Linked DNA regions of Homo sapiens: region 1 is linked to region 2. The links are chromatin loops, found by intact Hi-C in ENCODE. Cell type or tissue: gastrocnemius medialis. All regions are shown on one strand. Links, peaks and the distances in the headings refer to the core of each region. The heading gives the core; the rest is flanking DNA. Region 1 has its middle 21 kb from the start of ZFHX3. Region 2 overlaps ZFHX3 (zinc finger homeobox 3).

The links. Hi-C counts contacts between places; a loop is a spot of excess contacts. Peaks named below come from ENCODE experiments on the same cell type or tissue, not always from the same donor. Only the 100,000 strongest peaks of a DNase experiment are listed, where the experiment ranks them.
Region 1: it touches region 2 in a loop (3-fold over the local background); 12 of 110 quality-filtered maps call a loop at or near these places.

The regions. Positions count from the first base shown.
Region 1 is chr16:73,061,844-73,077,384 of GRCh38, forward strand. It overlaps a transcript of ZFHX3 not described here. Among named protein-coding and RNA genes, the nearest start is that of ZFHX3, 21 kb to the left of the region's middle. RefSeq lists an enhancer at 2,609-3,230. In gastrocnemius medialis, for the core only: no CTCF peak of the experiment used is centred there; DNase peaks (open chromatin) are centred at 6,938 and 7,268; H3K4me3 peaks cover 1,002 bases; H3K27ac peaks cover 2,500 bases.
Region 2 is chr16:72,986,488-73,002,028 of GRCh38, forward strand. The region is part of intron 1 of ZFHX3 (zinc finger homeobox 3); the gene reads right to left. Among named protein-coding and RNA genes, the nearest start is that of ZFHX3, 54 kb to the right of the region's middle. In gastrocnemius medialis, for the core only: no CTCF peak of the experiment used is centred there; a DNase peak (open chromatin) is centred at 5,914; H3K27ac peaks cover 2,500 bases.

The DNA.
Region 1 (15,541 bases), core at 5,745-8,244, 76 kb after region 2:
ATATAAAACGGTGCGGAGGAAGTCAGTATTTCCTTTAGTATAAGCTATTTGGAGGAAATTCTGGATATAAATGTATTTCATGTTACAATATAGGAAAATGTCAGCTTAATCTGGTAAATACTTATGCTAATTTTACTGAGTGAATTCGTTATAAGGAGGAGAGGTACCAAGCTTGTATGATTGAATAATGCTTAGACGATAATCCAGCATCTATATGGATTATTTTACGTACAAAATGAGAAAAAAAAAAGGAAACAAGAAATTCAGAATCTAAATCTTTCATTTAGCTGGCAAGAGGGCAGAAAATTTTAGACCAACCTGTTTTTAAGACATTTACATTAGGAGGGAAAGTGGAATGTAGGCTAAATATTGCATTGCTGTGTACATTTCTCTAGCTCTCACTCAAATGGATATAGATATAAAAACACAAAAATATATGCATAAAGGGGTACATAAATATACATTTGAATGACTTCAGATGTCTTTGCATTTGTGTGAGTATGTGAATATATCTGTGCACACAGATATACAAGGTGTACATAAATTCAGGTACTGGGCAGAGCTGTGTGAGTGCTCGCTCACTGGGGGCTTGTGTTTCCAGATCTGTTTGAAGCCACTTCTTTGCAAATATAACATAAAAAGGTTGATTTAATGATGAAGATGTGAATGGTGAATTTGAGTAAGAATCTGCTTCCCTGCAATTATCAGAATATGGGGTTGCAATGTGAGCAGCTATTATTTGGTCCAAAGGCTAAAGAGGCAATGGGCCATCTTAAGGGGCAAGGAGGATGAAGGGGTCTTAGGAGATCTCACTTGGAAAAAGCCTAGCTCTGGGCCCTGGGTTTTCTTCTGCAGGGAGATTGGGGACACAGAAGCAAAAAAAAAAAAGGAAGAAAAAAGAAAACCCCGTGTGGAGGCAGGAGAGGTTGAAAGGACGCCTCTCCGTACAACTCCAGAGCTAGATCTAAGGAAGGGGTTGGAGGGTGAAGAATGTGCGAGTCCCTTTTCGAATGTGTATTGTTATTCTAAGTCTATTGTATGTACGTGTTGCAGTCCTTTCATTTGCCACAACATATGGATTCCATAAATGCAGACATGCCGAAGTGCATCTGTCTGGGTAGTTAACATGATCTAAACATCCCTCTTCGTTCCGCTAACTCCGGCTCTTCTTCGGGCTCCTCGGCAGCGCTCCGGGCCAGCCGGCCCGTGCCCCAGGCTTGCAGCGCCCGGCAGCCTCGTCCTTTTGTGGTCTCTGCACGGGATCCAAGGTGCCGCGCGGAGGAGGCGGGCTGCTCGCAGTGCCGGGGTCAGAGGCGCCGCCACCGGCGGCCTCTGCGCGCGCGGGGAGGAAAGGGTTAAGCTGCCCGAGCCCGGGGAAGGGGCTGCTCTCATCCTGGAGCGAGGTGCAGCCACCGGCAGCTGTGATTTAGGGGTCAAGTCCGAGATCACCTTTCTCCTGCCTCTGGAAATGGCAGAAGATGAGATAGGGAGGGAGAAACTAGAGAGTGGCAGCCAGGCGCAGCACGTGGGCTCCATCCATCCGACACCCCCATCGCCCCGGTCCACTCCCTGACCCCCAGACAAATCGGACAGTTCCCTTTTCTGGTAGAGATGCGGGGTGCGCTTCTTCTGAGCGTCCGGAATCGCTCCATCCAAGGCTCTGCCCTAAGGTTAAGCCACTGTGCCCTGAGCCTCAACCACCAGATCTCAAAAGTTTGCTCTCAATGCGCCAGACAGTGAGTAGCTGAGTCTGAGTAAAAATCACCCCCCCTCCCCGTTTACGAAAACCAGGGGTCCCCCTGGCAGGACTAGGCCGTTTGAATGTTGGTGCTAGACCCTCAGACTCCTGTCACAGTCCCCACAGTCGTGAGGGGATGTACACAGTGGTGCCCACTACATGCAGCTTCTTGCTTTGTGCCTGTATTCTTTCTCAGGATCTTGCTTTCCCCCAACTCAGGCGGACTGGGGAATACTTTGGTCAAAATAAATTTTTACACCTGAAAGGTAACCAAAAACCAAATTCAGATGTGTTTCTAGGGTTTTTTCACTGGAAAAGAGCAGAGGGTCTGAAGTCCCCTTTTGTTATGGTTCAGTGTCCGGCCCGCCAGGTTGAGGGTCCCCGCGCCCAGGTGACGTTCTGGGGGCTGTAGGGATGCGCACCGTGCCCACAAAAGGCGCTTTAATTGAGAACGAGCTTCCCAAATCCAACTCCACGAGGATGGCATTTAGGACGACAGCTCTTTCGGAAAGTTACTCCAAGAAAAAGGAGTTTTTTGGTGGGAAAAGAAAACTGGCTCGAAATGACAGAGAGAAAAGGGAACTAGATCCCTGGGGGGCAGGAGGCAGGTGGGGGGTGCGGTGAGAAGATAAGGAGATGAGCCGGGAAGTACACGGACAGGGAGTGTGGGGCGCGGCCAGGGAGGTTCCGCGACGCCCTCCCCTGACTCTCACTCCAGCTACCAGGGTGAGGGTGAATCACCCCGATTTTAGCTTCTGCTTCCAGGGCCAAGAGCAGACCAGCTGGTCTAGAAGGCAGCTGAGGTCTGTCTTCTGAGCCCTGCCGCCCCTAACCCTGCCAGAGCCTCCAAACCGCGGAAATCAAACCAAATTGGCCGCTCAAATCTAGAGAGGTTTCATCCCTGGGGCAAGGGGGAGGGAACAAGCCTTTTTTTTTTTTCTTTTGAACTCCCGATTCAAAAGAGACCACAACCTACTCTTGAGTGTCATCTCCAGTACATGGATTGTGGGTATGTTTCATTCTTTCTTTTTTCCTGTTTCTCAGAAGTAAAACCTTTAAAGAATGAGCCCCAAACTTGGAGCGCCCGGATCCTTGAAAGAGTTCCAAATGATAAAGCCTGCCCTTCATTTTGAATACATGGCGCATTGTGAAAATGCAGGGCAATTAGTCAGTTCCAGGGTTTGAGTCAGATTCCCAGTTTCCTCAGCTTCTTTGCAATGGAAATCTGAAATCCAACCTTGGGGCAGGAGGCGCGGAGCCGGTGGCTCTCCCGGGTTCCACACCGCCTGCACCGCTGGCTAGCGCCTGACTTCCCTTTTGGTGACCTGGTAGGTACTAGAAGTTTGCACCACATGTAAAGCCTGGGGCGAGTGAAGAAGAGAGAGAACTAACTTCATCACAGCGCAACAAAGTGAACAACTTGAGGGCAAGAGACCCTCGGTCGGGCTGTGTTCGCTTTAGGGATTTCCAAGGGCATAACTTGGGGGAATGGTAGAGACTTCTTGCTTGCCAGCCGGAGCCAGGAAAAAAGGAAACCCTGCGATGGGCGGGCGGCGGGCTTGGGAGCAGGGCTGTGAGTGGGCAACTGAGACCTGGCTCCCATCTGCACATAGCCCTCCTGGGCCAGCGCCGGGAGACGGTGCCCACGGTGGCACGTGCATTGTTGACACGCAGACACGCAGGCGTGCGATAACGGAGGGATGCGCGGCTGAACAATCCCCCCACCCCACCCCATGCTTGCATTTCTTGCAGGCATGGCTTATTTAATGGCCAGGGAATTGAGTGCCTCTTACCCACCACCCCCATCCCTTTTATTTTTTGCTGAGAAATGTAAAAAGGAACCTATGCCGTGTACATATTCTGAATAAACGTGAGGGTTTTTTTTTTTCTTGAGGAATACCTAGCGCCATAATTTTGTGATTTAAGGGGGCGAGGGAAATCTTTGAAATGAAGGAAATCAGTGGGGGACGAACTAGCTTTTCCTGGTGTGTGTGTGTGTGTGTGTGTGTGTGTGTGTGTGTGTGTGCGTGTGTGTGTCTCCCCAAAGCCAGTAATGGGATTTAAAATGAGAGATTCCCAGTCCTCGTCCTCCCTCCCATTCCATTTTGCTCTCTTCGCCCCAGAAAACATCTGCGATAACCGGCTGCACGTCTAAAGGGACGGTTTAAAGAGAAACAGGGTTTGGGGAGCGCATCAACTTTCTCTTTTTCAAATAAAGTTGAAAAAAAATTCCAAAGACAATTTAAGCAACAAACGACATCGAACAGATATTTTTCCAAGGCAAAAAATTTCCGATTCGTTGGTTTCCCATTCTCAGAAATAGAGAAAAATGCGAATCCGATCTTCCCGTGCGCTCATGACACGAAATTTGGAGCCCGTACTTGGTTAAGGCTGGTGAGTGCAGGGCAGGGCGTGGCCCCACGGCCGGCAGGAGTCCGGCGCACACTGGGCCTGGAGCGCACTGACTGGGGCTCTGGCTAGCCGGGCTACCCGTGGGGTGGCCTAGGGCCCAGCCTGTGTCAAGGCTGCGGGCAGGGCACTGGTCCCCTGTGGACTCGGGGCGCGCCCTCTCAGCCGCCTCCCTGTTTAATTCCAGAGCTCAGCGGGCTGCAGGGACATTCGACGCCAGTTTCCTCAGGCCCGGGCGTGAGACGCGCCCTTCTCGTGTCTGCTCTTCCGTCCCTCTGCGCTGGATGTTGTATAGCGCAGGCCCCTTCCCTCCCCGCCTCTCGTTCCCAAAACCTTATCATTGAGAATTCGACAGTTGCCCCGAGATGCTGATCCCAGTTCACGGAGCCAGCGTGCGCGTCCCTAATGCCCGGCACACCCATCTCCATTTCGGGACCCTTTTTTTTCCTGCGGGCTCTGGACTCCCGGGAGGAAGCCTCGGGCCCTCCGGCTCCCCGGAGACACCGGCTGAGGCGCTTAGGCCAGTGCAGAGTCGCCGCACTGGGACCCAGGCGCCCCTCACAGGTGCACGTAGGGCATGGCCCAACGGCCCCTCGGATGGGCGGGGAAACAGGCCCGGGCGGAGCAATTCGATCACCCCATTATGCCCCTGCGGATGCCCAGAAAAGCCACGAGGCCCGGGGGACCGCCCCAGCAGTGGTCTGGAAAGGAGAGGGCGCGGCGAGGGGCGCACCTCGCGCCCAGGGCCCACGCCGCCCAGGCCCCGTGCCTGCCTCCCCGTCACCCTAACTCCGCACCCGGGACTGCTGGTGGTTCCCTTCTCTTTCCGCCGTTCTCGCCGGGCTGCCTAGTCTCTTTAGGGCCACAGATGCGCCCTCCTCCCCCCAGCCCCGCGGGATACGGAGGTGAGAGCACTGAGATGGGGACCCTGAACCCAACTGCAGGAGGACGCTGGACCCCTATGTCCCCAGGAGCCCCTTCCAGCCAAGGCCTGGGGAGGGAAGGCGCCTCTGCACCCCTCAGCCCCAGGTGCAAGAGCTGGGAGTGGAGAACCCCCGGGGCCCTGCTCGCCTCCAAGGCAGACCAGAAACCGGGCCCGCCAAGGAGGCGGGAGTGGGTGTGTGGAGTTAGCGAAGGGCCGTCTGGAGGGGTGCCTGTGCCTGCGTGTTTGGTGCTGCACGTCTCCCTCCCTCTCATTCTGTCTGGGAAGAAAAAAGAAAGCGGGCAGATTTGAGCCGACCCCTCTTTCCGCAGCCTGGGAACGCTGCAGCAGGAAGAATTGCTCATAACGACACTTAAGCCCCGACAGTTGAATGCTAAAGGTTAAACTTACAGTCTTCAGGGAAGGGCTTCCTGCCAACTGGAACAGTGGTGCGCGCTGCCACGGGCGCTCCTCCACCCCAGCCTGGCCCCTCCAGGTACAGTTCACATCACGGCTCTTGGCATTTGTGAACTTCAGCGAAGGAGCCCCTGGGTGCTGGCTTGTCCCTGCCCCTCATCTTCAGGGAACCTCTCCTTCCTGGTCTCCCCCATTATTTTGCCTGTGGCTGGTTGAGACCTCAGTTTGTCCCTGGGATCCTGCCCTGTGGGTCCCAACTAGTTCCTGCTGTGCAGTTGGAATGGACCCACCTTTGCAACAAAGATGCACGGTTCACACAGGTGGACACTTTGGAGAAACTGCATTCATCCCTTGTCCCTTTGCACAGAGCACTCAGTGGCCCCTGCAGCTTGGCACAGATAAAACCAAGGCTAATACACTGAATTTAGTGCCCAGCCTTGGAGGGGTCTGCAGAGAGACGCTGGCTGTAAGGAGGCAGGCGGGGGATTGTCAGGTGGAAAGCTTCCCCCAAAGGAATAGCCAAGGGAGTCTCTATTCCACGGACCAAGGGCCCCTCCCCCAACCCACCACCAAATGATGGTAAGGTTCAATTTAGCACCCCTAAAAAGTATATTCCAGTAGGAGATAGATGGTAAAGAGAATGCAGTTCAGCTCTCAGGAGCAAGGGAAGGTGGCTCTTTTCCTACCTCCCTAGAGAGCCCACATTTGCTGAGCACCTACCTTGCCTTAGCTCCCTGCCAGGCACTTTCCAAATAATTGCATTCAGTTCTCCCAGCAACCCTGGGAAACTGGTATTATTAGTCCCATCTTATAGATGAGGAATACCAGATTCAGAGAGGTTAAGTCACTCACTTAAGGTCACACAGCTATTAAGTGGCTCAGCTTGAATTTGAACCTGGGCCTGTCAGGCTTTAAAGCTATTTCTATTACACCAGTTGCCTCTCATCAAGGTCAGTAGAATCAGGGGACCCAAGGGATGAGAAAAGATAGATGTGTAGGGCAGATGGGCTGAGGCGCAGGAAATAAAAATATTCCCGGAAGGGTGCTCTGGTTTTGTATGGATTCAGGGCTAGATTCAAGACTAAGAGACAAGTCACTGATGGGCATGGTCCCCCATGTTATTCACTAAAGGGAAAAAGGCCAAAAGGGACAATGCAATAGAGAAATATCAACAAAATCCTAGGATTACAGGGTTGGAACCCATGTAACAATTGCCTGGTGTGCCCCTTGGTTTTCCAGCCTCGGCTGGCCATACTAGGGAAGTTCATACCAGGCCTTTTTGTTTTTCTTTGTAAATTTTCTGACTGTGTCTGAAGCTCAGACAAGTTCCTTACTTCTGTGAGTCAGCAGGGCTAACAGGAAGGGATGATCAGATGACCAACTGCTCATGAAAAAATATGAGGAAATCCAGTAGACAGGGAATAAGAGCAGGCAGAGACAGACATCCAAAGGCAGGCCCCTTGGGAACTCCTGGTCACTTGAGTGCTCCACTTGCAGGCCCTAAGGTAGGGAAGGCTGTGGGTGGGGCAGCTCCACAGCTCCCTTGAAACAAAGATGATGCCTGCTTTGCCAATATTGAGGTTTGGCCACCTGATGGTCGTCCACCAACTCTGGCCTCCATGCGCACTGCGGGTACTGACCACCCCTTTGGGCGCAACTGCACAAGGGGGAAGGGTGGTCAGTCCAGTGGTATGGGCTGATCACTCCTCGCCGTGCTCGGCTGGGTTGACTCTGACTGATGCTGCCCAAGTATGAGTGTGTGTAACTGGGCAGGACTGGCCAGGCCCACACGGAGAGGTTGCTGAAAGCCTTGTTAAGGAAGTACTTCTGACTAGGCAATCCAATTACATAATGCTGCAAAAATAACTCTGGGCTGGGAGTCTTGAGAGTGACGTATTTTGTTAACAGAGAGGGGTATCAAATATCTGTCTTTTAACCCGAGGGCTGAAAGTACACTTGTGCATACTGACTGGCCTCTCACCCTCTCCCCCAATAAGGGATGTTAAGCGGGTGGCAGGGGGGAAGCAAAAGAAGAAGCAATGATGCACACTTGTTTTTTCCCCTCCTTTTTCCCAGGTGCAACTAAAGCCAACTGTTCAGTTTAGCTATATTCTGCCAGCTCACGTGTCCGTCTACAGAATCGTGCACACCCAAATTAGCCATGCAGTGCTATAAACTGATCAGGGAAGATTAAGCAAAAGAAATGAGGGAGAGAATAAGAAATGAGAGAAAAACAGAATGAAAGGTGGTTTTGTTTTATTTTTTGGTGGGTAGAGAAGGGGAAGGGGTGAATTGTCTCATTATATTCATGAAGACTAGACTAGGACTCCTAGCTTCCCACTAAGGTGACCAACTGGTCCCAGTTTACCTAAGACTGTCCCACATTTAAAACTGCATCTTAGGAACCCACTCATTTCTGAAAAACTGAGTTGGTCACTCCACTTCCCACGGGCTTTGGCCAAATTTCCACCCGGTCAGAAAATAACTGGTCATAATGGTATATCCTGTCAATCCAAAATTGTTCGAAGAGTGATCTAAATGAGATATTTCATCATGGACGCAAAAGCCTTATTTCCAGGCATTTGAAGAAAGATCCATACACTTCTTCCTCCCACTACCATTTTGGATTCTAGAGCTTTCCAGGTGGAAAAATTACCTGCTTCATTCAGTTTGCTTTCAGATAAAGTTTCCAGAGGTCCCTTTCCCATTTTAAAGTGCCCCGAACTCCTGCCATGTTTTGCTTGAGAATCCTTTCATACCATTTTTAAAGAACACTGCTTGAAAGTCATTGTACCTTTTTTCAACTTCTTTTCTGTTGTGGGGTCTCCATTCCTTCCTGGGGCACCAGGGTCACACACTGAACTGTATCAAACTCTTTTAATGTATTCTCATTGAATCTGTTAGCATTTTCTGTTTCCTAATGTTGATAATTATTGCATCTGATCCTTTCACTCTAAACTGCGGCCGTGCAATTCATCCTTAATCTAGATCCATCTGAGCCCCTTCCAAAGAAGACACAAAGATAAGCTATCCCTGGCCCAAGACACTCATAGCATCTGAGCTTAGATTCACATTTGTCCCCACCTCTATTATTTTTTTTTAATCAAAATGTTTCCAAACCCCTTGAGCTAATTATAAAAGCGAATAGCTTTTCCTCTCCGAATCATATTCCTTGACTTGTAAGAATGCAATTCCACTCTGAGACCACCTTGTCGCAGACGTGAAAACCTGCTTGCCGAGGACGCAGCAGAGAGGAAAGGGTGAAGCGGGATTCGTCTCCCGCCCTCCCTCGGCAGGCACTGCCTTTATGGAGTCTATTTCCAGTCTGTTTACCTGGCAAGGACCACGTGACCAATCCAGAAGGAAATGCTGACATCATTGTCTCTCTCTCTCTCTCTCTCGCACATGTGAGCCTCCCTCCCTCCCCAGGCCGCCTGCATTCCGGTATCCATCCTCTCTGCCTCTCTCCAGCGCCCGGTCCCCTCCCCCACCACTCACGCCTTCCACCACTTATTTCTCTGTCTTTCTCATGTCACACTTTCCTTTGTTTTCTTTTCCCCTTGCGGGCTGGTTCCTAGACCGTCTTGCGCGCGCGCGCGCGCGCGCGCGCACACACACACACACACACACACACACACACACATCTGGGTGCCCTTTTCTTTCTCCCTCCCCTACCCCGCCCCCCAACCCTCCCCCCCGCCCCCCGCTTTTCAGTTTTTTCAGATCTGTGGCCATTGAGCCCTCACTCTTTTAAAAACACCTTTCCTCTTTCTCTCTAGATTTGAGATTTCTAAATTAAAAAAAAAAAAAAAAGTCTGGAGGCCTAAAAAGTCTTCTGGGCCAGGGGTAGGGGGAGGAGGGCCAGGCAAGGCTGCGGAGTCCAGCCATTCAATTTCCTGCTCCACTGAGCTTCGAGATTTCGGTGTTGGGGGTTTGGTCAAACATGCTTTCTTTCTTTATTTATGTACAGCTTCTCTTCTTCTAGTCTCCATTCCACGTTTTCCCACCCTGCTGCTGACCAGGCTCCCCTGCCTTCCCCACTGCCAGACCACAGGTCCCAGCAGCTCCTGGCCTTGAGCGGAGGGAGGGAGGGAGGGAGCACGTGCAACTCGCTCCTGGTCTTTTCTCTGCTGCTGCTGCTGCTGCTGCCGCCGCCGCCGCCGCCGCCGATACTGCTGCTCATTCTATCAGGGGCTGGGGAGGCTGCTCAGCATCCTCCCAGCCTGAGACCCGGGGAGCTGGGAAAGCCAGGATGCAGAGAGGAGGGGAGGAGTGGCAGTCCATGCAGGTGCCTCCTGCCTGTTCAAAGGCCTATTTATAGGAAGAACCAGCAGGCAGGGCTCTGGGGTTTGGCTGCTCCTGGGCAGCTTTCTTGGTGCACGTGGGCACAGAGCCAGAGCATGCAGTTTAGAGGAAATGTTTAATAAAGACATGGGAGCCTCAAAGTGTTTATTTATTCTCACAGAAAGGTGGAGATAGGGTGTGCCTGGAAACTGCTTTGAAAGCGGACAGCAAGGTAGTGAGGCCACAGGGTGACACCACTGGGAATCAAAGGGAACAGCTGTCTCAGGCCAAGGGGCACAAGGCAGACACTGATGGGCCCCATTGCTTCCACCTCCCACCCTAGGCTGTTCTGAGTGGGATGATACCCCTTTTAGCTTGGAAGTGGGACATGGAAGAAGATATGAAGGGTCACATGAGAGTGAGACAATTAAGTAGTCATTACTTAGGGGTAAATTCATAATCCCCAGCACTCAGAAAGGTGGGATTCTACCTGGAGGGCATGAGTACTTCGATGGGTATGTTCACCACTGGGTTGGATAGAAAATCAGAAATGTAGGCCAGGTGGGGTGGCTCACGCCTTTAATCCCAACACTTTGGGAGGAAGGTGGATCACTGGAGGTCAGGAGTTCAAGACCAGCCTGGCCAACACAGTGAAACGCCATTGCTACTAAAAATGCAAAATTTAGCCAGGCGTGGTGGGGGCGCCTGTAATCCCAGCTACTCAGGAGGCTGAGGCAGGAGACTCGCTTGAACCCAGGGGGTGGAAGTTGCAGTGAGCCGAGATCGTGCCATTGCACTTCAGCCTGAGCAACAAGAGTGAAACTCCGTCTCAAAAAAAAAAAAAAAAAAGGAAAATCAAAAATATAGGATCCTATTGGAAGACCCTACTAAGACCTAGAGGTGGGACTCTGAATGTTAATATAGTACCTGCCTTCAGTGTTTGGGTTCATTCCTATTTCTTTGTTTTTAGAGACAGAATCTTGCTTTGTCACCCAGGCTGGAGTGCAGTGGCATGATCATAACTCATTGCAGCCTCCAACACCTGGGCTGAAGCAGTCCTCCCACTTCAGCCTCCTGAGTAGCTGGGACTACAGGCACATGCCACCATGCCAGGCTAATTTGTTTTACAAATTTTTTGTAGAGACAGGGTCTTGCTATGTTGCCCAGGCTGGTCTCGAACTCCTGGCTTCAAGTATCCTCCCACCTCTGTCTTCCAAAGTGCTGGGATTACCGGCATGAGCCACTGTGCCCAGCGCATTCCTATTTCTTTCTTTCTTTCTTTTTCTATTTTTTTTTTTATTTGAGACGGAGTCTCACTCTGTGCCCAGACTGGAGTGCATTGGCACAATCTCGGCTCACTGCAACCTCCATTTCCCGGGTTTAAGCGATTCTCCTGCCTTAGCCTCTCAAGTAGCTGGGATTACAGGCATGCACCACAATGCCCGGCTAATTTTTTCTATTTTAGTAGAGACGAGGTTTCACTGTGTTGCCCAGGCTGGTCTCAAACTCCTGAGCTCTGGCAATCTGCTTGCCTCGGCCTCCCAAAGTGCTAGGATTACAGGCGTGAGCTACCGTGCCCAGCCTCCTATTACTTAAGACACATTTCTAGTACTATGCCCATTGAAATGGCCCTGGCAGCCAGTCAGAAGAGAATCCAGTTATTATGAGGCTACCTTCTAGAGACCTGTTCCTTCAGCAAAGTATAAAGACAGCAGGGAGGGGTGTGGTGGAAGAGGTCGGTCATAGATATGTCTCTCCAGGATCAACAGGATCTAAATCCTCTTCAGATATGCTGGAAATCTAGAACTTCCTACAGGCTTTAAACATTTTGTACAAGTTCTAATTTTAAACTTCTAAATGTCATAGGCCAAGGACTTGCTGGATTTTGTTTGTTTTGTTTTTTGAGACAGAGTATCACTCTTTTGCCCAGGTTGGAGTGCAGGGGCACGATCTCAGCTCACTGCAACCTCCACCTCCTGGGTTCAAGTGATTCTCCTGCCTCAGCTTCCCAAGCAGCTGGGATTATAGGCACCTGCCACCATGCCCAGCTAATTTTTGTATTTTTAGTAAAGACAGGGTTTCACCATGTTGGCCAGGCTTGTCTCAAACTCCCAACCTCAACTGATCCACCAGCCTCGGCCTCCCAAAGTGCTGGGATTACAGGCATGAGCCACCAAGCCCGGCCTGGACTTGCTGTTTTGAGACATCGTTAGGTAGATAACTCCGTTGGTCAATGAAATTATTGTTGTGGCTTTTGATTCCAAATAAAACTAGTGCTGGAAAGTCTCAATGTCATTCTCATCATCTCAATATCTCATCATTTATGGAGCCACTGCTAAATTATGAGTACGGAAGGGTAAGGTGAAGCACAGGTTCCCGACTCCCAGCTGTGGGTTTGAGATGCCTCTGTCAGTGAATGTGTGCTCTTCACTTCTTATCAGTTTTTGTCAAACTAAACTCCAAGTGGTGGAAAGATATAAGAGAGGGTAGAGAGAATCATACAAAGCAACCAACCCAGTAGGATTATATGACCTTTATTGTGGCATCTTTCAACTTTGGAGGTATCTGGAGAATAATACGAAGGAGGTTCTTTCTCCATCTTTGAGTCTAGCTGAAGGCTCAGGCTCACTTCCTCACGCGGACCCTGTCCCAGGCGCAATGTTGGAGGTGACCTCACCCAGCTCCTCATATTCAGCTCTCTGAGTGGGTTTCCTGCATTTGTGTAAAACTGTACGGAAACCAAAATAATAGCAACAAGATCCATTTGTTTCACTACAGAATACCTGTGATGATGTGGAAATGCATATGCATTCATAAGTAGATTTGTATTCATGTTACGGATGACCCGCTTGCTTCCCCAAGGATAGGCACCATATGGAGTGTTCACTGTACACATCTCCATAAACGCCCACCATGCTAATTGGTACTCAGTGCTGTACCCATGGGGAAGAGAGGATAATGAGAATGATAATGACAATGATGACGACAATGATGACGACAATGATGACGACACTAAACTGCAGATGCCGATTCCAAGATGAAGATAGTTCTGGGCATACAGACATGCTTAACCAACGAGGAAGGAGGGAAGGGAGGGAGGGAGGGAGGATCAGATCGCATTGAAACACTCAGTGTAAGTCCTAAACCAAATTCCTTCCTTCCTTCCTTTTTTCTTTTTCTTTTCTTTTCCTTTTCTTTTTTATTTGAGACAGGGTCAGGTTCTGTCACCTAGGCTGGAGTGCAGTGGCACAATCTCAGTTCACTACAACTTCTGCCTCTGGGCTCAAGTGATCCTCCTAAGTAGCTAATTAGCCTCCCAAGTAGCTGAGACTATAGGTGCATGCCACCACACTCAGCTAATTTTTGTTTTTTTTTGTAGAGACGGGGTTTTGCCATGTTTCCCAGGCTGGTTTTGAACTCCTGAGCTCAAGCAGTCCATCAGCCTTGGTCTCCCAAAGTGCTGGGATTACACGTGTGAGCTAGTGCACTCGGCCTTTTTGTTTGCTTGTTTTAAAGCATAATTACTCTATTATTACCTACTAAAAGGAAGATAGGCCAGGTGTGGTGGCTCATGCCTGTAATCACAGTGCTTAGAGAGGCTGAGGCAGAAGGATCACTTAAGCCCAGGAATTTGAGGCTGCAGTGAGCCATGATCACACCACTGCATTACAGCCTGAGCAACAACAAGAGAATGATCCCCAACTTGAAAGAGAGGAAGGGAGGGAGGGAGGGAGAGGGGACATAATATCTACTGCTGAGCCTGTGGGCTGGGCTAGAATGGCGTAACAATAAAACAATCAGTTTTCATTGTTGGTATGTTTTTAAAAATATGATTTAGTACCTAATACTTCTCTCTCTCATGGCAAATCAGTGAGGCAGTGTTGGCAGCTCAGGACAGACTCACCTTACACGCAAAGCCTAAATGTCAGAGACATGATCTTGCAGTGATATACAATATAAATAAATTAAAAATATATAGAAAAGTGAATACATACAAGAAAGAGCTACCTAGAAGAATCAAAGACTTTTTTTTTTTTTGAGATGGAGTCTCGCTCTGTGGCCCAGGCTGGAGTTCAGTGGTGCAATTTCAGCTCACTGCAACCTCCGCCTCCTGGGTTCAAGGGATTCTCTTGCCTCAGCCTCCCGAGTAACTGGGACTACAGGTGCATGCCACTATGCCTGGCTAATTTTTGTATTTTTGGTGGAGACAGGGTTTCACTGTTGGCCAGGTTGGTCTCGAACTCCTGACCTCGTGATGCGCCTGCCTCAGCCTCCCAAAGTGCTGGGATTATAGGTGTGAGCCACCGCACCCGGCCAGCTTTTCATCATAAAAATGAAACAAAATTTAGAGAACAGGAAGATTACCAAAGGCTTGGGTTCCAGTGTTAGCTCTGCCACTAACAGCTGGATGGCCCCCAACAAATCACTTAATCCTCACTGTGTAACTTCTCCTTGTAAAATGGAGATAACAGTGCACACCCCACAGGGTTGTTTCAGGATTAAATGAGACTGCAGGTATAAAGTGTCTAGCACAATCCCTGGCACATGGAGGGGGGTCAATCCATGGCAGAAATGATTAACAATATTCTGATATTTCTTACCTGTCAGCATTGCAGGGTTGCAGCGTGAAGATCAAGTGATTGTAAAAGTATTGCATGAACTAGAGGAACTGAAACAAATCTAAGATGTTCTTTTTAGGTGTTACTGGGCTCTAAGTTAAATCTGTTAGTACTGGGAAGTGGAGCAATGAGATAAAGATACGTTATCAAGGACAAACTCCCTATACACAGATACCTGATATACCTCGTTCCAGCCATAAAGTTGCTGAAATACGAGGAATGCAAGTGCCTAGCAGACTTCCTCAGGGGGATGTTGTGAAGATTAATAGTTTAGAATGATGTCACAGTTATTAAGGTGCTTGGATTCCCTCGAGCAGAGGGGATATGTAAATCCAGGGACTCATCATAAAAGTAATATCATCACTGTTTCTCACAGCCGACTGTTTCCTAAGCTGGGATAGAATTTCCAGAAGTATCTTTCTCTTTTAGAATTACAGAGTATGACAGATTTATTTCCACACATCTCACTTGCTTTCAGAGTTATTGTTTCCTCTTATTCCCCCCACCTCTTTGGTGACAGAGAAGCCTGAGAACCGATCCTGTCAGGAATTTCTTGGGGAATTTTCAGAAGCATGTGAACACACAGTATGTGAATGGCTGTGCGCAGCGGCATTAACTTTATTTTATAAAATATGTGTGTGTGTATATATATATGTATACGCACACACACACACACACGACTGATCTTCCAACCATATCTGAATAATCAAAACCATGAATGACAAACATGTCAGATACATTCATCAGAACTCAGAGGATCTTCTAGGGGAATTCACTAGCATGTCTTCCTCTTAAAATAGGTCAGGTAACTATTCCCCTCCTTTGGGACTCTCAAAAAGGATGCGCTAATAAATCTAGGCCCCAGGATAGGAGCTCAGTTGCCCTCTAGACGTCTAATGCCAATCCCCAAATTTTCTGAATTTATTGACCAACATGTTGGATGGAGCAGGTTCAAGCATCTTGCTAAATAAAATATAGATTATATTGATCATTTCCCCTCAATCTACTAAAATCTTGTTACTCTTTCACAGAAGGAAATAAATCAGTTTGACAGGACTTGTTCTGTCAAGTGATATAAGTTCCCAACACTGCATTCACTACAGATTATTCTAGAAATAAATTGGTAATCTTTTTTTTTTTCCAGGTGAAGTT
Region 2 (15,541 bases), core at 4,717-7,216:
TCAACTGTGACTTGGGCTGCTGAACTGGGCTTGGGTCCCAAGTTCTATCATGCCCAAGGCACCCATTTAGTTTTTATTAGCAGTGGAAATTAACTCCTTCTTGGTCACAGACACCACCGTTTTCCTCGAGACGCAAGTTATTGAATTATCGGCACCGTCTCCAATGCTGTCACCTCATGTTCAAGAGGAACTGCAATGCAGACATATTTTTCAATATAAGTAGGCATCTCGCAGGTAGTATAATCATGTTCTTCGGACCTCTTAGGGGAAAGCCACTGGGTCCTGCGATTAAGGATGGCAGCCCCAGGACTTCAGGGCTCTGCAAATATACCGAAGGTGTGTTTTCAGAGTGTGAAATGGAAAAAACATAGAACCCAGCCAGGTGCAGTGGCTCATACCTGTAATTCCAGAACTTTTGGAGGCCGAGTCAGACAGACCGCTTGAGCCCAGGAGTTTGAGATCAGCCTGGGTAACACGACGAAAACAAAACCCCACCTCTACGAAAAACACAAAAATTAGCAAGGTGTGGTGGCGAGCACCTGTAGCCCCAGTTACTCGGGAGACTGAGGTGGGAGAATCACCAGAGTCCAGGAGGCTGAGGCTGCAGTGAGTTGTGGGAGCTGTGATCCAGCCACTACACGCCAGCCTGGGCAACAAAGTGAGATCCTGTCTCAACACAAAACAAAGAACTCAAGTTTTAAGGAGAATTCAGTAGTCATTCCATCAGCAGCTAGAAGGCAAGCACCCATCCCTCACTCAACTCTCATAGCAGCTAAGAATATTTTACCTGTAATAGACTTCTACAGCACTAGGCCTTCAAAACAACATTTGCAATTGAAGGGACACCACTTTGAGAGCTGACAGGCCAAAGTAAGATGATGTGGAGGCTGCTTCCACCTCCCACCCTCCCCGATCAAAGCATGGAGAAATCATTCACCAGTGCTCCTGGTCTCCGTTGCCACTGCCACCTCAGTTTAGGTAGAGGGACCTCTACCTGCCCTATTTTCTTCCCATTCAGCTGCAACCAGCAGCTCTGGGAGGTCATTGCCCCCACACTGTGCCTGTGTACACATGTATGCTTCAATGGTGTGGACCAGTACAGACATGCAGCTCCTTTATAGACATCTGGTTCTGCCCCACCTACTCCCAAACACACAGAAATCAGAACACTGGAGCCAGTTTTATGTAGAGTATCATTCGTTTGCCAAAGACCTTGCCATGAACTCATGGATACCACAGCATGGCTGGAAGGGATGCACCAGGGATTCCTTTAACCTGGCTACCTGCTCTTAGAGGAACTATTTGGCAACCAGGAATGGCCGGAGGGAATCTGAGGCTTCCCTAGGACTGCCTTTCATGAATCACCTGCTCCTAGGCAAAGTGGCAAAGGACAGACAAACGCCACCTACTGAACTCCAAGCTGGACGCCCTATTCATTCACATATGCTCACGGGGCCCATGTTAACAAACACCTCCCTGGATTTGATACCAAAAGAAAGTTTAATATTATATGTGGCTAATTCTGCTGTTACCTTTTAACCTCACTTGCACATATCTGTCCTCCCAACAATAACTTCAGCAAAAAACATACCCTAAGAACAATATGGTCCACACTTGGAAACCCGCCCAACAGGGCCAGTCGAGCCTGCATAAGTGCTAAGAACCATTTAGGAGCACTGTAAACCATTAAGGCCATTAGCTCTAATTTGACCTCCACAAAATACATCAACCCACTAGGAACAAATTTAGAAGCTTTCCAAAGTCAAGTTCTCAAAACCTGAAAGGCTCATAAGCACAGTCTAGGGCAGGGAACAGCCAGCCAGTCCCGGAGCTACTCTTCCCGCTCCCACCTTTCCTGCAGCTGACTGAAGGGTGCATGCTTAGCTGGTACACGGACCCAAGATCCTTCTCCAGCCACTGGATCAGGAAGCTGTGGCCATCGAGGGGTCGATATGCAGGCTGGAACCCGCCAAACATTTCTGATTAAGGGATTCACTCCAGCCTTCCTCTGAGCTCACACCATATACAATCTTCCCTCTGCACTGCTCTAAATCACTTCTTTTCAAATAACGCGGATTTCTGGATTCATTTCCAAGTGATCCTGATTGGAATTCAATTGCACTAACTGGGTCCCTGCAACAGGTCAGGGTTCACCCAGTCTTTCAATCTATAAAGGCAGGTATCATGTACATTAAGAGCCATGATTCCCCCACATTAATACATGTGTCAACACAATAAATAATTTCTCCAACAAAACTTATAACCATCAGCATATGCTATAAATTTAAATTGCAAAATCATCATAATTTTTCATCTTTATTCTTCACTGATAATTACTGACTGCATTTTTTAATACTGATGGCATCATCTTGATGAGGAAGCAGGCAATGAAATAAACTACGGTACTGGCTAGGCACAGAGATCACACTTACAATTCCAGCACTTTGGGAGGCCAAAGTGGGAGGATCACAGGAGCCCCTGAGTTTGAGACCAGCCTGGACAACATAGGGAGACCCCATCTCTACAAAAAATACAAATATTAGTAGGAAGTGGTGGTGCACACCTGTGGTCTCAGCTAAGAGAGGCCAAGGCAAGAGGATCACTTAGCCCAGAAGTTTGAGGCTGCGGTGAGCCAAGATCACATCACTGCACTCTTGGCCTGGGCAAGACAGCAAGACGCTGTCTCAAATTAAAAAAAAAAAAAAATTAAAACAGAGCCAGGTGCGGCTGTTCATGACTATAATACCAGCACCTTGGGAGGCCGAAGCGGGTGGATCACCTGAGGTCAGGAGTTTGAGACCAGCCAGGCCAAGGTGAAACCCTGTCTCTACTAAAAATACAAATATTAGCCAGGCGTGGTGCTGCATGACAGTAATCCAAGATACTCAGGAGGCTGAGGCAGGAGAATTGCTTGAACCCAGGAGGTGGAAGTTGCAGTGGGCCAAGATTGTGTCACTGCACTCCAGCCTGGGCGACAGACACTCTGTCTCAAAAAAAAAAAAAAGAAACCATGGCACTATCAAACTCCACCAGCCAATGCGAGAAGCAGGCTAAGAACACGCATACTAGGTAAGTGGACAGTGCACATGGATAAGTCAACAATCCTTCAGTTGCTTCAATGACAAAAACATACCACATACTTATTTCACTCATCTTTCCAGGGCAGAAGGAAGAAATAAGTGGGAAGAATATGGGCCAAATGAGTTAGCAGTAACAGGAGAAGCAAGATGCAGCACACAGAGTTCTACAGCCCAGGAAGAATTGCCAAAAGCTGAGTAATCCATTCCAGCTCCACCCTGCATGAATTTCCAGGTATCAAATTATATGTTAATTATGCGGACGCAGAGTTATATGTGGGGAAGTGGTGTTAGTCAGCACCCAAGGGGTGGAAATTCAGTAAAAATTTAGTTTTGTCAAGTATGTTTCATGCACAGGCCTGGGGCTCCTCTGGCTCAGGAAAAGAGAAAGCAGGAGTCAGGAGGCCCAGACCTTTCCCTAACAGGGTCCCACAGCCAATTCGCTGGCCCTCTCTAGACCAACTTTCCCGAATTATAAAATACCACAAGGTTTGGGTTTTTTTCCCCCCACCGTTTCTGTTCAAATCAAAAAGCGCTAAGTCCTGGCTGATTTCTGACTCAGCCAGTCAAAAGAGGGACACGCCTCCCTAACTGCAGGAGGGTGGGGAAGGGCAGCTGCACTCAGTCCGATGGAGGGGAAACCAGTAAACCCGTCCCTTGGCACTGTCACTTGGCAATTTCTGAGGTTTAAGACGACACGGCGTTCTCCCAGGTCCTGGCCTGTAAATGCCAGGGAAACGCATTGTACTTGTGAAGAGAGAGAACACAGAGTTTCGAAACTGCTCTAAAGCCCATGTCTCAGGCTGCAAGAACGTTATCAGTCTCACACATCGTGCCCCTGCCTCCAAGGCCCCCATCACCACATACTGATCTTGCCCTGATTTGAAGCGGGCGGGAGAGAGCTATGGGGAAGTCCAGGCCTGTCCCAGCCACGGATGGGACAAACAGACAGGAACTGAGTGCTGAAGACCTTGCTGTAGCTGCTGAGCGATCTTAAAAGGGATCCACCCTGGAGGAGCTGAGCACCCTCTTCTTTCCAGTTCTCCTCACTTTAAACGATTTTTGTCTAATAATGTACCCAACAGGCAGATATCAGAGAAGCACTAAACTAACACCTTGAAATGGGTCAATAATGGCTGGGCGCAGTGGCTCATGCCTGTAATCCCAGTACTCTGAGAGTCCGAGGCAGGTGGATCACTCGAGGCCAGGACTTCGAGACCAGCCTGAGCAACATGGCGAAACCCTGCCACTACTAAAATACAAAAATTAGCCGGGTGTGGCGGCACATGCCTGTAATCCCAGCTACTCGAGAGGCTGAGGTACAAGAATCGCTTAAACTCGGGAGGCGGAGGTTGCAGTGAACCAAGATCGCGTCACTGCACTCCAGCCTGGGTGACAGAGTGAGACCCTGTCTCAAAAAATAAAATTAAAAAAAAAAAAAGAGAGAGAAATGGGTTAATGACAAAGAAGTCCTATACACAGCATAGTATGTACTGTATAGCATTAGGATAATATAGTATAGCAGTCCCTTATCCGAGGCTTCATCTTCCATGACCTCAGTTACCCACATTACAGTACAGTAAGATATTCTGAGAGAGAGGAGAGACCATATTCCCATAACTGTCATTACAGGATATTGTTTTAATTGTTCTATTTTATTATTAGTTATCACTGTTAATCTCTTACTGTGCCTAATTTATAAATTAAATTTTATCATAGGCATGTAGGTAGAGAAAAAAACATAGTCTACCTAGGGTTTGATACTATCCTCCCTCTCAGACATTCCACTAAGTGTCTTGGAATGTCTCCCCAAGGATAAAGAGGGACTGCTGTCGTGGCTAGGAGTATATGCTCTGAGCTGGCATCCCAGCGCAGAGGCCATTTAACAGCAGCAAATTTGCTACAGACTTTGGGCCTCAAGTTCATCACTCATATGATGGGTGTAGGATCATCTTTACCCCATAGGGTTGTAAGGATTAATGAGACAGTGAAGTATTTAGCACAGTAGATGCTTAATAGGGGTTAGCTATTAATGCTTATATTAATATTTATTAACATTTATACAGACAAAGAACATGTTCTCATGTCATTTGCATAGCAATCCAACAAAGGCCGTATTCTCACTTTTGAGGCTCAGAGAAGCAGAGAGACTTGTCCATGGTCACACACAAGTACTCAGACTTCCAGGCCAGTGTCTTTTCCATCATCTTTTTTCAGGGTGTTTCACCCACGCAACACTGGCCAGGGGCTAGATGGTTCCAGGTGGGAGTGGGTGAACTTTGTACATTCTGGTCATTAGCCAGTCAATGTTTATCTGAGCCAATCCAACCAGCACGAGCCTGTGATTCCTCAGACACAATTGCTCGGGATGATGCTAAGGTGGGTATTTGTGGTTATAACGGAGGATCCCGTGAAAAGAAAAATGTAAAGCAAATAATACAGTATAGGCAGTACAAAGAAACAACAGAAATGATGCCCTGAGTTGGGGGCAGAGGGGTCTCTTCCACTCTCAGAGGCTGTCGCCGAACTGATCTTTCTCACATAGTCAACCATTAAAAGTCCCCAACCCACAGGTCCTAGTTTCTTCTAAGTATCCATCTCCCTCCTTGCTAGAGCAGAGCCTCCAAAATGAAAGCGTTTCTCCGCCTTCCTCCAGGCCTCCTGAGAAAGGTTATGAGATGGGTTATCAGCCTCTCTGACCTCTGCAGCCATCAACAGCACTTCTGCCTCTCCCATCCCCCACAGCGAGGATCCTACAGCCCAGAGCCAGCTTCCCTGCCTTCCCCCATTAATGCCTTTCCCCTCCAACAGCTATCACAAGAGGGCTGTTTAGTGAGAGGACCTCCGGCTGACCTTTGCTGACAGGCTCCAAGCTCTCCCTGTAAACGGATCTAATGTGAGGCTGGGTAATTAGCAACCAAGTAGTAATTGCAGCTTCTAACTATGCTCGGCCAAGATTGCAAAAATTCCCTAGGGGGGTGCCTCCTAGGGATCCCAACCCACACAAAGGCATTTACTCACAGCCAAAAGAGGGGACTCAGCCACATTTCTCATGGAGGCCAGCACTTCTCTAGGTCTTAATTAAAGTGGCACCCATGTAAAGAGACAGACAGCAAAAGGAAATTAGCAAATAAAGGAGACTGACCAAGAAAGAAATGTATGGCTTGCTTGGAACAGCCCATTCAGAAAGGTACAACCTCTCAAGGTGGATGGCCGTGCACACGAAACTCATTCCAGCCGCGGAAGGAAGGCACCAAAGAGCCTTCGAGGGGCATCAAAAACTGCAGAAAGGCCAGGCGCGATGGCCCCTGCCTATAATCCTAGCACTCTGGGAGGCTGAGACGGGTGGATCACCTGAGGTCAGGAGTTTGAGACCAGCCTGGCCAACATGGTGAGACCCCATCTCTACTAAAAATAGAAAAATTAGCCGGGCATGGCGCTAGGCGCCTGTAATCCCAGCTACTCCCAGGCTGAGGCAGGAGAATCGCTTGAACCTGGGAGGTGGAGGCTGTGGTGAGCCGAGATCGCACCACTGCACCCCAGCCTGGGTGACAGAGCTAGTCTCCATCTCAAACAAACAAACAAAAAAAACAAGAACTGCAAAAAGGCAGGACACATGAAGACAGGTCCCCCGGCCTGGCTGGCCAGCCTGGCTGCCTGCTCCTATCACCCACTCAACCAAAATCACTCCTCACCCAAGCACCCTGTATGGCCCACTGTTCGCATCACAAGATTCTAGATGCCAGGCCATGTGGTCTATGCTAAGAGATCCGTAGTATCATCTGCTATGATTTGGTGATTCCACCAGACCTGTCCACAGGCCCCCCTACCGTTAGCTGCCTACATGTATTAACATGTTTCAGAATAACGTGCAAAATCCCCATTGAGAAATAAAGATGTGAGCACTTCCAAATAGAGCAGCTGCCCTCCTCATGACTCTAAAAATACCTAAAACTGCACAAAAAAGAACATTGTCAGACGAAAAGAATCATCCCTCCTCACTCTAACAGGACAACAAGCGATGCCCAACAGCACAGCAGCGCCTGTTTCATCCTTCCTAAGAAAACCCTTTATTTTTCAAGCCCACCACTCCCCACTCCAATTTCCTTTATCTGTTTTGTACTTAAAAAGTCACTTCACTGAACTGCTGTTTGCTCACGATAACTCCTGAACCTCTGTCCTCAGGAGAGGCGGCAAGTTCAGGGGGCATGGTAGCTTTCCCACGTGGACCAGACTTTCTGCCAACCTGAATTACACCCTAGACGTCTTCAAACTTCATTTCCTCTGCCACTGTGCTGCCCGATCCCCCAATGCATTCGGGGCTGTAGAGACTCTCTGGGTTGAATCCAGTTATAAAAACCAGGGTAGCAGCAGCCGAGTGCACTAATTCACCCTCCATTTCCTTCTCCAAACAATTAATATACTTAATAACTCCAGCCCCGACGACAGATTTCTCAGACACCCCTCTATTAACCTCTCCCCGCTACAAGCAGTGGGTCTCCACCAGAATTCTTCTGTTCCCTATCACTTAATCATTTTTTAATCCACAACAAGGACTTTGTGCCACACTGTGGTTTTGTTCTCTCTTAATCTTTTATAAGGGACCTTATCAAAAGCTTTTAGAAAATACAAGTGAATTTTGCCTACCAGGTCATCTTTATTATTTTAGAATTCTTTATGAAGAAATTATAGACTTTAACATTGTAAATGAATATTTAAGACTCAGCATTCACTTAGACATGCAAGTCTGGCTCAGGTTATATTTAAGTCGCTGTATTACTTCCACCTTCAGAAGGATTCTTGTCTGCCTCCTGGGATGGAATGACTTCCCCTCCCCAAGCCCCCAGGTGCCATTTCTGGGATTCCCCCAAGACTTTCTGGACCAGCTGAAATTGAGTCCATATTGAGTACCAATGGGACTTAGAGTGCATTAACAGAACCTCAAACCAAGGAACAAAAGTCATCGAGCCAAGGGGGCCTGGCTATGGCAGCCTATCCGACTCCTACCTCCTCTACCTTTCCCCAGGTGGATGGCAGGGAGCAGCAGGCTCCCCTGCCTCACAGCTGGCCCGCACATCTGCAGGGAGCCAATGACAGCTTCTTGATGTTGACATCACTTAGGCTGCCTCCTAACACTTGTTTGTTGTAGCTATTATTTCTAATTAGCACTTCTCAACAGAACCAGTGCTCAGCACCAAGGTTCCTCCTGACGGAACAATTAAAGAGGCACAAGGGGCGGGGGTGTTTCCTAAAATTATTCTCTTGGCAGGTTTCAAGGTAAATCATCTAGTCAAATGCACATCTCTTCAAGAGCTGCCTGTGGACAGGGTTGAAAAGCTGTAGCAATATTCCGGAACCCCTGTTTGAAAGCATTCCCATCAAGTTAAATGAAGGGTTAAGGTAATCCAATTACACCAATGTGTTTTCCTGATCACCAGGGGAATCCTCAGCCTTCCCCGTAATCTGCTCCTAACGCCCCATTTAGTCCAATGCTGCACTCCAATCACCAAAAATGTAGACAGGGTTCCCACTCCTACAGCCAGATGAGAGGTGCCTGCCCCTTCTCCAAAATGGGATGGTGAAATTAACACATTTCAGAAAATATTCTACAGAGTCCAGAGTCCAGGGCACGCTTTATCCTTGAGGAAAATAATAAATGTCGAGTCCTAATGGCATGTCAATTAAAGGGGTCACCATAAACAAGCTGTTCAAACTTTCCCCTCCACTCTTCGCCCGTGCCTCTCCAATCTGGGTGCCCTGGAGGACGGAACGGGAACTGCAGATCCAGGCACTCCATTATGGCAACCCAGCAAGCAGTTCAGCACGGACTTAATGAGCTCTTGGAAGGAAACAGGAAGTCTATAAAGTAATTTAAATAACTTCCAGTCCTGAAATAAAGGAAATTAAACCGCTGGCACAAACCTCTCTGATGGACACCTTCTTTGTCCCTCCGATCACAACTACAACTACAGCGGTCATATTGCTCTCCCCAAGACCAGGCCCCAAATTCCCCTAATATGAAACACAAAGGCTGTCAGTCCTCAGAGCTCTCCAAGCTCCTGCAGAGGCTTAAGCCATGGATGTGGCATGGTGTGCAGCAAGAACACGGGAATCCGCCCACAAACCCCGCGCTGGGTCCTGCCACTCCCTAGCTGCAAGACCTTGGGCCAATCATGCAACTTCACAGGGCCTCAGCGTTTCACCATCAACAAAGGAAAGCTCTGGGCCTGGCCAAATGACTTCTAAGATTATTAAGAGGGTCAAATGAGCACATATGAGAACAGCGCCAATTGAAAACACAAATAAACGTCGGTATTTTCCAGCTGCCCAGGGCCTTAGGCTCCAGAATTTCTCGATGTTCTGCTCAGGAGGCACTGTCCTATCTTGGTAATTATGAAGGCATATTCATACGTTCTTTTACTGCCAGGTGCGGTGGCTCACGTCTGTAATCCCAACACTTTGGGACACCAAGGCGGGTGGATCACCTGAGGTCAGGAGTTCCAGACCAGCCTGGCCAACACAGTAAAACCCTGTCTCTACTAAACACACACACACACACACACACACACACGAGCCGGGCATGGTGGCGGGCACCTGTAATCTCAGCTACTCAGGAGGCTCAGGCAGAAGAATCACTTGAACCTGGGAGGCTGAGATTGGAGTGAGCTGAGCTCGTGCCACTGCACTCCAGCCTGGTGACAGAGCAAGACTCCAACATAAAATAAATAAATTAATTAATTAATTCGTTCTTTTGCTTCTCCTAAGCCCCTCAGTGTAGATACTTATTTGCATGGACAATGATCAGTCCAACTAAGCATGATTTTCTTATCAGCAGAGACTGTGTCTTCTCATCTTCTGTAAACCAGTGTGCCCAGAGCCAGAGCACCAAGCAGCCAAGAAGCTGGTCCTCAATAAAGGGCTAGAATCTATAACCCATGCAGTTATCCAGACATCCTTAAGCACCAAAATGCTAACAACTATCCATCAACTCTCTACAAAAAGAGACAAACCTAATAACAAGATAAATTCCATAACTGGTTGTGAGCCTACAAGGCGGGGAGGGGCTGGGGGCGTGGGAACCCCGCCTGTGCAACTCCTTGCATTACCAGGCCCTGCCCTGAGTGCAATCCAACCACGGAGTTCTGGCAGTTTCACCTGGTAAACCTAAGCTGCTGGATGCTAAGGACTGTTTCTGGCCACAGAGTTAAGTTTACTTTGTTGATAATAATCAGCCAGATATGGACTGGTCTGACCAGTACTCCGGATCCAGGATCACAAAGAAAAGACAAACTTAAAAGAAGCTTAAGGTCAGCCTCGTTTTGCTAGCCCTCTAGGTATTACTACTGACAACTGGTATGGTCAACCCTTGACCCCTAAACTGGTAAAAGCCAAGAGTAAGGCTGGACATTCAGTGTGGCCAAGAAAGCTACCCAGCTTCTGGGCAGAAGCGCAAGATCCTGGTGCTCCGGAAAGAGAACCGTTGGGCCCGGCTCAAAAACAGACCCTCCCAAACCAACCCTGAGAAAGGAAATCACAAACAGAAATCTAACTTTTCTATAAGGGCACACTGCACAAGTGTTCCTGCAGCTTCACAAACAGGTTCTGTGGGAATCTGCTCTATCGCTCCCATCTGTCACTGGCGGGGTAAGATCTGTCTTGCATATCATGGCGGTCTCCATCCCACTGGAGAATTCAATGGTGCTGTCTTGCATATGGGCTGTGAAACTTGAACAACCGGATTCTGAGGGTCCAGACGTCTCTGTTTGAGCAACAGCTGCCTTCCTTTAAAGGTCCCACAGTTGAGCAATAGAGTTCTTTACTCAAGAGGGCTGTTCCAAGTCTTGAGTAACCACCCTTGCCCTCAAGGGTTCCCCAGGGTGAAGCCCCATTGCCTCTGCCTCACCAAGGAGGCAGCGACTCAGTCTTCTCGCTACACATCTGTCTCCTCACTTTCCAGTCAGATCACAGCCAGTGGGACACAATCTGACAAAGTTCTGTCTAAGGTGGGGTAATCTGAAAAGCAAATACAGATCATCTCCCCCCAGACTTATTCACAGCACTCCCCACTGGAGCCAGGTTTGACTTTCCACAAAGTTCACTGGCCAGAATCATAACCCACACATCTATGGCTCTTCCTTCTTTAACCATCTTTCATGTAAATCCTTCATCTAAAAGGGGAACCACCTATCTATGAACTTTAAATTTCCCAGTATCCATGTTAAAAAAGGGGAGGGGCCTGGTGCAGTGGCTCACAGCTGCAATCCTGACACTTTGGGAGGCCGAGGCGGCAAGATCGCTTGAGCCCAGGAGTTCCAAGACCAGCCTGGGCAACACAGGGAAAGCCTATCTCTACAAAAAAAGAAAAAAATTAGCTGGGTGTGATGGTGTGCACCTCTGGTCCCAGCTACTCAGGAGGCTGGGATAGGAGAATTGCTTGAGCCTGGGAGGTGGAGGCTGCAGTGAGCCATGATTGCACCACTGTACTCCCGTGATTTAAAGCAAGACCCTGTCCAAACAACAAAAATGAAAACATAAAAACAAAAAAATAATTCAAGGCTAGGTGCGGTGGCTCACACCTATAATCTCAGCACTTTGGGAGGCCAAGGCAGGCAGATTACCTGAGGTCGGGAGTTTGAGACCAGCCTGGCCAACATGGTGAAACCCCATCTCTACTAAAAATACAAAAATTAACCAGGTGTGGTGGTGCATGCCTGTAATCCCAGCTGCTCAGGAGGCTGAGGCACAAGAATTGCTTGAATCCAGGAGGCAGAGTTTGTAGTGAGCCAAGATCATGCCACCACACTCCAGCCTGGGCAACAGACTGAGACTCTGTCTCAAAAAATAATAATACTAATAAGGGGAAAAAAGAAACAGGTGAAATTCATTGTAATATGTCTTATTTAACCGAATCTGTCTACACATTATTTCAAACGTAATCGATCTAGGTTTTATTAAGACAGTTTCCCCTTGTTTTCCTACTAAGCCTGGGAAAACTGGTATGTGTTCCACACTCACAGTATGGCTCAGGGCGAACCAGCCACATTTCGGGTGCTTAGGGGCCACATACTGCAGTAATGTAAAACCCTGGCTTCCTCTAATCATGAGAACCTAAAACATAACTCTGATCTGGCCCCACTGTAATAATTCATGCTTGTAGTTCTCACTCACAGACTTTACAGAACTTACCGCTGCTCAAGACTCTTTCCCACGGCATTAACAATTATATTTGGGTGACATGTCAAGAAGTTAAGCTGCCCGGGCCTGGAGTTAACAGATTTTCACAGAATTGTGTACAACTTATCTGGTCCATCAGATCGTCTCTCTGGGGCTTGTCCACCATTAAACTAGACCCCTGGGGTTTCTTAATTTAAAATCCTCATAACCCTTTAACTTGAAAACTCACTGTCTTTGCAATGACATGTGGTTAACTCTGTAGTAGCCACATAAACATCTCCTCATTCTTAAACAGGAGACTTCCATTTTGACCTAATCTGAGATTATTCTGAATTATTTCTGCCCTAGTCACATGTACGCTACAGACATGAGATTACACAGAATAATCAACTGAGGTGGTGCCTACACAATCTTTTGTTTTTTTGTTTTGAGACAAAGTCCCGCTCTGTCGCCTAGGCTGGAGTGCAGTGGCACCATCTTCCCTCACTGCAACCTCCGCCTCTCAGGTTCCCAGGTTCAAGCAATTCTCCTGCCTCAGCCTCCTGAGTAGCTGGGATTATAGGCACATGCCGCCACACCCGGCTAATTTTTGTATTTTTAGTAGATACAGGGTTTCGCATGTTGGCCAGGCTGGTCTCGAACTCCTGACCTCAAGTGATCCTCCCACCTCAGCCTCCCAAAGTGCTGGGATTACAGGCATGAGCCAACATGCCTGGATACCTGGAAAATCTTAAGGCACAAACAAACACAGGACAAATCCACAGGCTTGGGAATCACTATAAGCAGAAGAAAAATGTCCACAGGGCATAAACTTTGGAGGCATGCTCACAGCAACCGCTAACCAGAAAACTTCGCAGGCTCAGTCCAGATCTGGGCAGGATTGGCTCAGGGGTGACCCATCTATCCTGAGAGCTGTCAGGACCCCATCCTATTGGGCACGATACAAGTCAGACATGGGACAGCCTTCGATGCCAGCGTGGGCAGGGGTCTCACCTGAGCCCACGAGACCACACACACTTTGGCAGCAACTCTTGAATCAGTCAATTTTCTTCACACCATAAGTACATACTTCACTCTCTCCGCTCAGCAGCTGCACCTGCCCTATCTGGTGGAGTGGAGGACACTGGCAAGCTGAAAGCTTCTGCAGGCTCATCCATCCAGATTCAGCTCTAAGAGCAGGGCAACCCGGGGAAAATGGAAACATACAGAAAACAGTTCACTTCTGGCTTGTCGCTTTGGCTGCAGGCAAGAGAAGGTGTGCACAGAGTTTTGAAGGAAAGACTGGAATGGGCTGACACTGGGCTTTGTTCCCGGAGCCCCATGGGGACAGGGCTGGCTTCCGAACCTAGAAATGCAGAGAGCTGCTCTCCAACAGGTGGAGGGCCCACCCGAGTAAGTATCCCGGGCAGAAGAACAGAGCAGGCACCACTGTCTGTCAACACCAGGCTCGGCATCCTCCCATCCCCCAGGGTCCCTCGACCTGTCCCCAGGGCACTGGAGAGAGGAGGGAGGGACGAAGGGCACGCGGTGAAAGGAAGGAAGGAGGCGCCTCTTCTTGGCGAGCTGATGGGTGTGAGTGGTGAGCATGAATTAAAAAGCCATCCGGGAACAATGGTCTTTTCATATTTGGAGCCTGTTCTGCACAAAGCTCAGCTTGTTCTAGTGGGAGGACTCTGCTTTCCATTTTTTTCCTAACTCATTTCCTAGGGTTGTGGCAATGTCTGGCACTCGGCTCAACCCAATAGAGTATCCTTTAACTGAAGGATGTGCCAGGCAGGCCTCCTCCTTGACTTCGTAAGTGGTGGCATTGAGACACACAAAAAGGGACAACTTCAGGAAGCTTTTCTGTCTCGACCCGTGGGCTCCCAAAGAGCTCCTGGGTGTTTCTCTGAATAGCTGCCTAACCCACAGAAACACACACTGGATGTTTTCAGCGGCCAAACACCCATTTCCCTCTCAAATTACGCTAGACATGCCACACCCAGCAGACACTCCAAAGCCTAACTGGAAAAGGACAGCGGATGGGCGTCAGATCATGTGACAAGACCTTCCTCCACGTTCGACACACTCCTGGAGTCTCTGCTGAACCCCACAAACCCCTTAGGCAAAGCAATTTTGAAACTGGGGGTGGAGACAAGAACAGCAGCCAACACTAAGCAATGAAGCTGTTCCTGACACTTGAACAAACTGTCGCCTCACTCAGTCCTTATGATCCCTGGTGGGCAGCCTCTAAGCCAGATCCTCCAATCCCACCCCGTGGCATTCACACCCTTGTGTAGTCCCCTCCCCTTGGGAGTGAGCAATACATAGGGACTCACTTCTTACCAACAGCATGCAAATGGAATAGGACAAATGTGATAGGACACCACTTCTGAGATGAGGCTGCAAAGAAACCGTCATTTTAGTCATCTGCACCCTTCTCCTCCTCCTCTCCCTTATGGAAGCCAAGTGCCCCATTGTGAGCTGCTCTGTGGTGAGACCCACATGGCAAAGAACTGAGAGCAGCCTCCAGCCAGCAGCTCTTGGGGAAATGAATCCTATCAACAACCGTGTGTGTGAGCACAGATTTCAGTCTGTCCCCAGTCAAGTCTTCAGATGAGACCACGGCCCCAGGTAAACACTTTGACCTTGCAGCAGGGGACCCAGCTACGCCACAGCCCGATTCCTGACCCACAGAAACTGTAAGATAATAAGTGCTTGCCATTTTAAGCTACTGAACTTAGGGGTAATCTGTGATGCAGCAATAGATAACAATACACATCTCCATTTTGCAAATGAAAAGATATAATGGAGGCCAGGAGTGCTGACTCATGCCTGTGGTCCCAACACTTTGGGAGGCTGAAGTGAGAGGATCACTTCAGCTCAGAGGTTCAAGACCAGCCTGGGCAAGATAGCAAGACTCTGTCTCTACAAAATTTTTTTTAAAAAAAGGTTAGCCAAGTGTGGTGGCACATGACTGTCGTCCCAGCTATTCAGGAGGCTGAGGTGGAAGGATGCCTTGAGCCCGGGAGGTCAAGGCTGCAGTGAGCCCTGACTGCACCACCACGCACTTCAGCTTGGACAAGACAGTGAGACCCTTCAAAAAAAAAAGGGGGGGAAAGAAAAGAAAATATATAATTTTGGCCAGTAAGTAGCAGAGATTCTCACTTAGGCCAGACTGACTCTCTCTAGCCACCTTCCTCTCACCATGTGGCATTACCTATCAAGCCCACATTCCGGTCCATAGACCAGAAAAGCAGCAAAACTCCCTGGGCCTCTCTCCATCCTCACAGATGACAGAGACACCTAAC